Linked DNA regions of Mus musculus: all the other regions are linked to region 1. The links are chromatin loops, found by intact Hi-C in ENCODE. Cell type or tissue: gastrocnemius. All regions are shown on one strand.

Region 1 (2,500 bases):
CATACATACTTTTGTGTATCAAAATTTGGAAATTAACAGATCTCCAGTGAAATTGTACATTTGTGATGAGATATGAATGTATATATTTGAATAGCACTTATTTCTTTTATAATCAGAGGTATTACATATAACATACATGCTCATGTGGCCTGGACGGGCAAAGCAAGCCCCAGAGAACCCCCTCCCGGTGCCTGCTGGGATAATCTCTTGTGCACTGTATATGAAGCATCACCTATCTCAGTGTTTTGTAAACATCTCCAACACCTTCTGATTGATTTAATAAAGAGTTGATGGCGTCCAGCAAGGCAGGAAAGGATATTCTAGGTAGGAGAAAGGAACTCTGGGAAAGAATAAGGTGAGAGATTCACCAGCTAAACTCAGAGGAAGAAGCAAGTCTTGGTACTCAAGAGATAACCAGCTATGTAATAGAACATAGATTAGTATAAATGGGTTCAATGTAAGTATAAGAGCTAGTTGGGAAAAAGCCCAAGGTAAAGTCAAGCTTTTTTCTTTTTCTTTTTGTAAAGATTTACTTATTTATTATATATAAGTACACTGTAGCTGTCTTCAGACACACCAGAAGAGGGCATCAGATCCCATTACAGATGGTTGTGAGCCACCATGTGGTTGCTGGGAATTGAACTCAGGACCTCTGGAAGAGCAGTTGGTGCTTTTAACCGCTGAGCCATCTCTCCAGCCCCAAGCTTTCATAATTAACAAAAAGTCTCTGTGTTATTACCTGGGCAGCTATCAGGCAGAGACATTCAGGTGACAGGCAATAGGCTGACCCTGGTTATGGAGGTTGCAGATGAGTGGGACCCAATTGTGTGAACAAGGGACAGCTGGCCCTGATACTTGTATGCCATGAGGTGGAGATGAGACGCCACCCCACCTTGTCCTTTGCCACCTACAGCAGGCAGAAGAGATGGCCCTATCGATATGGGCATGGATGAGCCAGCCCCAAGAGCATGAGAGCCAGTTCTCTGGCTCTGCCCCTTGTTGGCTGCTGCCTTGGGTGAGCTAGCCAAGGACAGTGCTGGGAAGCTTGCCCTATGGTGTGGGTGCTAGAGAGCCAGCCAGCCGATCATCTCAGCTACCTCCCAGGTCCAAATCTTGGACATTGAGTTGGCCTCAATGAACTGCAGGAACACATGAAGGGGCCAGTCCTGAAGATCCAAAGCTGCAGGACCTCTATGATACAGGGCAACAACAAGATAGCTGAATGGAGTTCTGATGAGGATTTAGCGTTGATAGAGGAGTAGGAGCCAGAGGCCTGGAACCAGACCAATTCCTCATTGTAATGATCATTTGCAAGTAAAGAAATGTGGACAAAAGGGTATACTGTGTGACATATACTGTAGGATACACTGTCACACAGTACAGCTTCTACAGTGAGATATTTTTTCCCTTCTGCCAGGGAGATTACAAGGATGGAAGGCAAGTTAGAAGGGACAGGGAGATGAGTGGGATTGGGTGTATGATGTAAAATTTACACACACACACACACACACACACACACACACACACACACACACACACACACACACACACACACACAAAATCAATCAAATGTTAAAAAAAATCATAAAATGCTAACTAACTCAAGTGGAATCAAGTGAAAGATAGAGAAATCGTTACCTCTGCCGTTTCGTGCCTGGCTTCATTTGCTGGGAAAGCAGGTTGATGGGCTTGAGAACGTCATTCTGCTGGATGCTCTGCCTGATCGTCTCCACTAAAGCGCTGGCTGCCTGCTGCTGCTCTGACAGAAGTGACGGCTTCTTCTCAGAATCTAAAGGACGATACTTGCAGAGTGAGTTTTCCAAACAGTAACAAGTTTCCAGAGCTGTGTCACCTCCCCTTGTCTACTCAATATCACCTCCCACTTGCCAGGAAATCATGTGACAGTGTGCTTACTAAAACATATTCTCTGTTCTTTTTAAATACGATAACCTTCTTCCCTTTTCTCCAATTTACAGTTTCTTCCCAGAGGCTAGGGTGTGATACTAAATTCCAGAAACTGTAATAAGACCAGGGAACAACTTTTACTTATCATAAAAGTGAATATACCAGAAGGAACCAGAACCCTGATGAAAAAGGAATTGCTTAGAAACTATTCAGTTCATAGTTAAAAGTTTTATTAGAAAATATAAAAATCATAGGTTGGGTGGTGGCTTTAATCTCAGCACTTGGGAGGCAGAGGCAGGTGGATCTCTATGTTGAGGCTAGCCTGATTTACAGAGTCAGTTCCAGGACAACTAGGGAAAGACAGAGAAATCCCGTCTCAACCTCCCTGCCTCCCAAAAAGAAAAATGGTTATGTGCTTACAAAGAATATAAGTTCTAAAACATAACCATGAGAAAGAACTCTTTACTACCTGTTTATGCCACTGTACTTTTCATATTAATTATTAGAGCGCTTAACCTTATGTTTACAGACTTCATAGGTTATAACAGTGTGATGGAGTGCAGTTGAGTCATATGCAAACACTAAGCATGCATAC
Region 2 (2,500 bases), 53 kb after region 1:
AAGTGCTAAGCACTCTTAGACAATGAGATTACAGTACCAATAAAAACAGACCTATGCCTCCTAGCTTCAAAGTCTAGAATTTTAGTCTTTTTTTCCGTAAAAAGAAGAGTAATTTAGGCCTCAAAGCCTTTGTAACAACTACTTAATTTTGCTTCTGTACATGAAAACAGTAACAAGTAATAAGTCAATAAGTAGCATATGTTCCAATAAAACTATTAGTTGTACACTTCTGGCAGACGTGAACTGGCAGGCCAGACTTGCCTGGTCTGTTGACAACTAGTATGACAGGAAGAGGCATACAATAAACACAAGATATAAAAAGTATATATTTTATTAGAAAGTGAATAATACTATGGAGGAAAAAGACCCATAAACAGAGTCCAGAGCAGGATGCACTAGTGCATGCAATGTGAGCCTCACTATAAAGAGACAACTACCTGAAACATGAACAAAAGTATTCTACACCAAGGAAGCAGGGTGACTAGGCATGGCAGCTTCCACCTCTAATCCCAACACAGGCAGTTAAGGCAGGAGAACTGTGAAAGTTCACACCACCAACCTGATAAATAAGTTCCAGGTCAACTTTAGCTGAATGTGAGCCTGTCTTTAAAAAAAACAAAACAAAACCAGGGATGGGAGAGATGGCCTGGCATTTAAGAGTGAGTATTGCTCTTGAACAAGACCTGAATTTGGTTCCAGGAACCCATATCTAATGGCTCACAACCACTTGTAAATCCAGGACATCCAATGCTCTCTTCTGGCCTCCACAGGCACCTGCACTCATGTATCCAAGCAGACAAACAGGCACACACACACACACACACACACACACACACACACACACACACACATTAAGTAGATAGCAAAATAAACAAAGGCTAAAGAGATCACTTAGTAGTTAGAGAACACTTGCTGCAGAATCATGAAAGCTGAGGTTCAGAACCCAGCACCCACAGAGCAAGCCTGGTAGTTCATGAATGCAGAGGCATGTGCACACACAGAAGTACGTGTGTGTATATGTGTGTGCACACACACACATGTGCATACAGTTACACATAGCAACAAAAACTTCATTATGATCTGATTTCTAAGTGCAGTAAAAGGGCATTATAGTGTTTTAAATACAATTCGACTTCATTTGTGATTTACCCAAGAGCGCATTTTTATATTATCCTATTCACAATAAAGCCATATATATAACGAGAGACAGTGGTTAAGTTAAAGTTAGAAAATAACCATGTAATAAATTTGCATAACAAAATAAAATCAACTAGAATTTCACTAGTGTTTTGGTTTATTTCTTTTTTATATTTTTTTGAGACAAGACACACACACACACACACACACACACACACACACACACACATTTCTGCCTCAGCCTCCTAAGTGCTATGATACTGTGTAGTAACTTTCTACAGATTGAAACATTCCCTTCTTGAAAAAGCAGAGACTTAGGATATTAAACTACAGGAGCCTGGGAAACTTGACTCAGACGCATAAGGCCCTCTGCTAGGTCATAAGAACAGTAAACACTCGCACCATTTCAGTGTCTGGAAAAGACTCTGACCTACTGAGATGCCTACAAGTCCCACAGATCGCTAGGGTTCCAGCATCCACAAGTCATTGAGGCTAGAGGGAGCGCTCCCATGATGCAGCTACATCCGGGTTGCCGCTGCTCCTCTGTGTAATTGCTCATCTATACTCATCTGTGAGTAATCTCAATAAAGCAACAGCTTCCAATTTGGACTTTGGGGGATTCATTACTTTAGTGTCTCCAGGGTCCTCTATTAGGATGACAAGACCCCTGTTTGTGTCACCTGAGGAAACATTAAGACTACAGGTAGAGACTGCCAGGCTCCACTTACAAGTTTTACTGTTATGTAATGAGTATTTACTCTCAGGAGAACACTAAAACATGAAAAATTAGAAACTGACATTTTTTTCCCCTCAAACATTTGTTTTCTTCATACACTCAAATTACATTCATATCAAACTGACTGGGCTGGAATTTGTAAAGTTGCCTTCTTTAAAGAAAAGTACAAAATCCTTTAGTAGTAATTCTGTTCTAAAAGAAAAGCTGTACTTACAGCAACGACAGCTTCGGCTACCCCAGTTAGTACCGCTGGCCTCAGAGAGTGCAGCAGAATCTTACTCTCGAGCAAAACCAGCAGCAGCAATGTCGCGCAGTTCTCAGGACCCAGATTCATCAGCAAGGAGCTAAAGTTGGCGCCACTGGAGAGCAGAGAAACAAAGGATTGGGAACTACTTTACTAAAACATAAGCAGGTTAGGAATCTAATGTTAATTTCAGTTCATAACTTAGCAAAATGCAACTAATTTAATGAGGTAGTATATGGTGTGGTTCAAAAGAATGATTTTCTGAAGCTCAAATTTGAGCTGAGTTCAAAGGAACAGAGGTAGGAGTGTAATGGGGCTGGGAGACAGCATTATGTAAGAACTCCGAAGCAGGAGACACTAATGGCATAATCCAAGAAATCCAA
Region 3 (2,500 bases), 63 kb after region 1:
CTTCCTGGCCCTGGCATTCCCCTGTACTGGGACATATGATCTTCGCAAGACCAAGGGCTTCTCCTCCCATTGATGGCCGACAAGGTCATCCTCTGCTACATACGCAGCTAGAGACACAGCTCTGGCGGTACTGGTTAGTTCATATTGTCTGGTGATGGTAATACAACTCAAGGCTGCACACAGCAAGCTCTAGATCACTGAGTTACAGCTGATTTTCACATGGTCTAATCCCTACCTGGTTGTCAGTTACATCTAAATTCTTTATTCTCCCTTTTTCTCTAGTTATCTGAAGTTATAGGTCCCTATAAGGCCTGAACTATCTGTTGTTCCTCAGCCGCCCAGTAAAGCACCACAGCAGGCTAACAGCCGTGCTCTATGTTAGGTAACTATTCTCACCTCCACCCACTACGACGATTCTCATCACCTAGCAAACATACTTTCAGTGCTTCACCTCCTTCTCCTCTCTAAAACAAAACTAAAACTCACAGTCCTAGCTTCAAAATCCTTACTTCTCTGCTATGAGAGTAACCACATCTTTATTCTGCTAACTTCTTTCTTTCCCACAGTAGATCCAATTCTGCTCATCATTTAAATATTGCCATTTTTCAGCTAATTCTAATGGTTTGAACTACAACCATCTCACTAACAGAAAACCAATCTTTACTTTTGTCTGACCTTGTCCCAGAAATCAATTCCTATGTCCAGATGACTAGGTAACATCTCTATCTAGACAGACAACATAAGCCACTATTTTTAAAAGTGAACAGACACTGGGAGGATGGCTGAGTGAATGAAGCGCTTGCCACACAAGCACGAGAAACTGAGCTCAGATTCCCAGTACCCAAGAAAGTGCTCGGCACTACAAATGTAGTCTTTGCTAGTCTACTCTTTTGGAATTCATTTATTGAACCTTTTAACTCTATGTGTTTTATTTTTGTTATCTGCTTTTTTGTTTGTTTAAGACAGGGTCCCACTGTCCCCTGCTAGAAGAGAATTTCTATGTAGACCTGACTGGCCTCAAACTCAGAGATCCACCTGTTTCCCAAGTGCTGGAATTAAAGGTATGTACCACCATGCCAGTCATATCTGTTATATATTTTTGAATTTTATGTTCTACCCTTTTCAGTGCTACATTTTAGAAAGTCTACCTTCCTTTTTTAATTCTCCCTTTGGGTATTGATATGTTAAGAATACTGACTGCTCTTTTGAAGGTCCTGAGTTCAAATCCCAGCAACCACATGATGGCTCACAACCATCAGTACAGCTACAGTGTACTCATATACATAAGCTACACTGTGAGACACTATCTCAAGAAAACAAAATCAAAGTCAGTGAATTTTAATTGAATTTATTTTTTAATGTTAAAGAGCATATTCCTAATTTCTAGTCTTCTGTTTTCTTCTATTAATTTTGTTTGTTTGTTTGTTTGTTTGTTTGTTTTGAGACAGGATCTCTCTATATACCTCTGGTTATCCTGGAACTCACTATGTAGATCAGACTGGCCTTGAACTCACAGATCTCTCTGAACCTGCCACCCAATCACAGTTTTCATGTCACTTTCAAAAACTGTATAAACTTTATTATTTTAAAAAAGCTTGCAAATAAATTTTAAAAGTCATATACTAAAATCAACCTGACCCAAAGTCTGCTAATTCTATCTGTGTAGAAGTTCACTGTGTTGTACATACTTTAGGACTGGTTATTTTTTACTTTTACAATGGGAATTATAGTAATATCTTTTATCCAAATAATCCTAACATTCAAATAAAGCAAATACGAACCACTTTACAACATTAAAATATGGACAAAACAGGTTTAATCAATAAGACACAAAATATACCTTTTCAGCTGAAGACCCTGTCAGGACAAATGTTGAGAAAACAGGAAGTGGGTATTTGATTTGAGGATCCCAGCATTCAATAGTGGCTCCCATAGGAAGGCAGAAGAGAGGCACAGATGGTGAGAGCGGAAAAGACTCATAGTCTTCTTCCGGATATCGAAAAATCAAACCTTTCAAAGAAAGGATAACATTTTTTTTTAAATCACTTTTATATAAATTATTCATGATACATATTTAATAACACACTGTAATATCAAAATTTCTTAGAAATATTTGTATGCAATTTTTAAATTAATTTTTCTATAATAGAAATTAAGATAAGCCAATCTATCCTTTATATGTCATCCTTGAACTTATAACGACAACATAAAATGTAAAATATTCCAGGATAGCCAGGGTTCCATTAGATGGAGAAACCCTATCTCAAAAAACCAAAAAAAAAAAAAAAAAGAAAAAAAAAAAAAAAGATACTAATAAAGAATTCAGCCAATCTGATAAACAATCAACATATTTTTTTTAACTGAAACGTGTTAATACCTTGTAAAAAATGATAAGAAATATAAAGGCAAATTTACTAATTACTTCAGTTAATCTTCAGGAAAATTCAAAGAAGAGATAAATGTTATTTCTTAAATGTAAGACAGTGCTGAAAGCTACACG

The links. Hi-C counts contacts between places; a loop is a spot of excess contacts. Peaks named below come from ENCODE experiments on the same cell type or tissue, not always from the same donor. Only the 100,000 strongest peaks of a DNase experiment are listed, where the experiment ranks them.
Region 2: it touches region 1 in a loop (2.4-fold over the local background); 4 of 42 quality-filtered maps call a loop at or near these places.
Region 3: a loop joins it to region 1, with 2.8 times the contacts of the local background. A loop is called at or near these places in 3 of 42 quality-filtered maps.

What each region holds. Positions count from the first base shown.
Region 1 is chr4:86,844,116-86,846,615 of GRCm38, reverse strand. It overlaps Dennd4c (DENN/MADD domain containing 4C), which reads right to left. Exons shown (of 32, transcript NM_184088.1): 30 at 1,639-1,789. Among named protein-coding and RNA genes, the nearest start is that of Rps6, 12 kb to the left of the region's middle. In gastrocnemius, no CTCF peak of the experiment used is centred here; a DNase peak (open chromatin) is centred at 1,028.
Region 2 is chr4:86,791,059-86,793,558 of GRCm38, reverse strand. Dennd4c (DENN/MADD domain containing 4C) reads right to left here. Exons shown (of 32, transcript NM_184088.1): 9 at 2,088-2,232. Among named protein-coding and RNA genes, the nearest start is that of Gm6521, 43 kb to the right of the region's middle. In gastrocnemius, no CTCF peak of the experiment used is centred here; no DNase peak of the experiment used is centred here.
Region 3 is chr4:86,781,052-86,783,551 of GRCm38, reverse strand. It overlaps Dennd4c (DENN/MADD domain containing 4C), which reads right to left. Exons shown (of 32, transcript NM_184088.1): 5 at 1,841-2,010. Among named protein-coding and RNA genes, the nearest start is that of Gm6521, 33 kb to the right of the region's middle. In gastrocnemius, no CTCF peak of the experiment used is centred here; no DNase peak of the experiment used is centred here.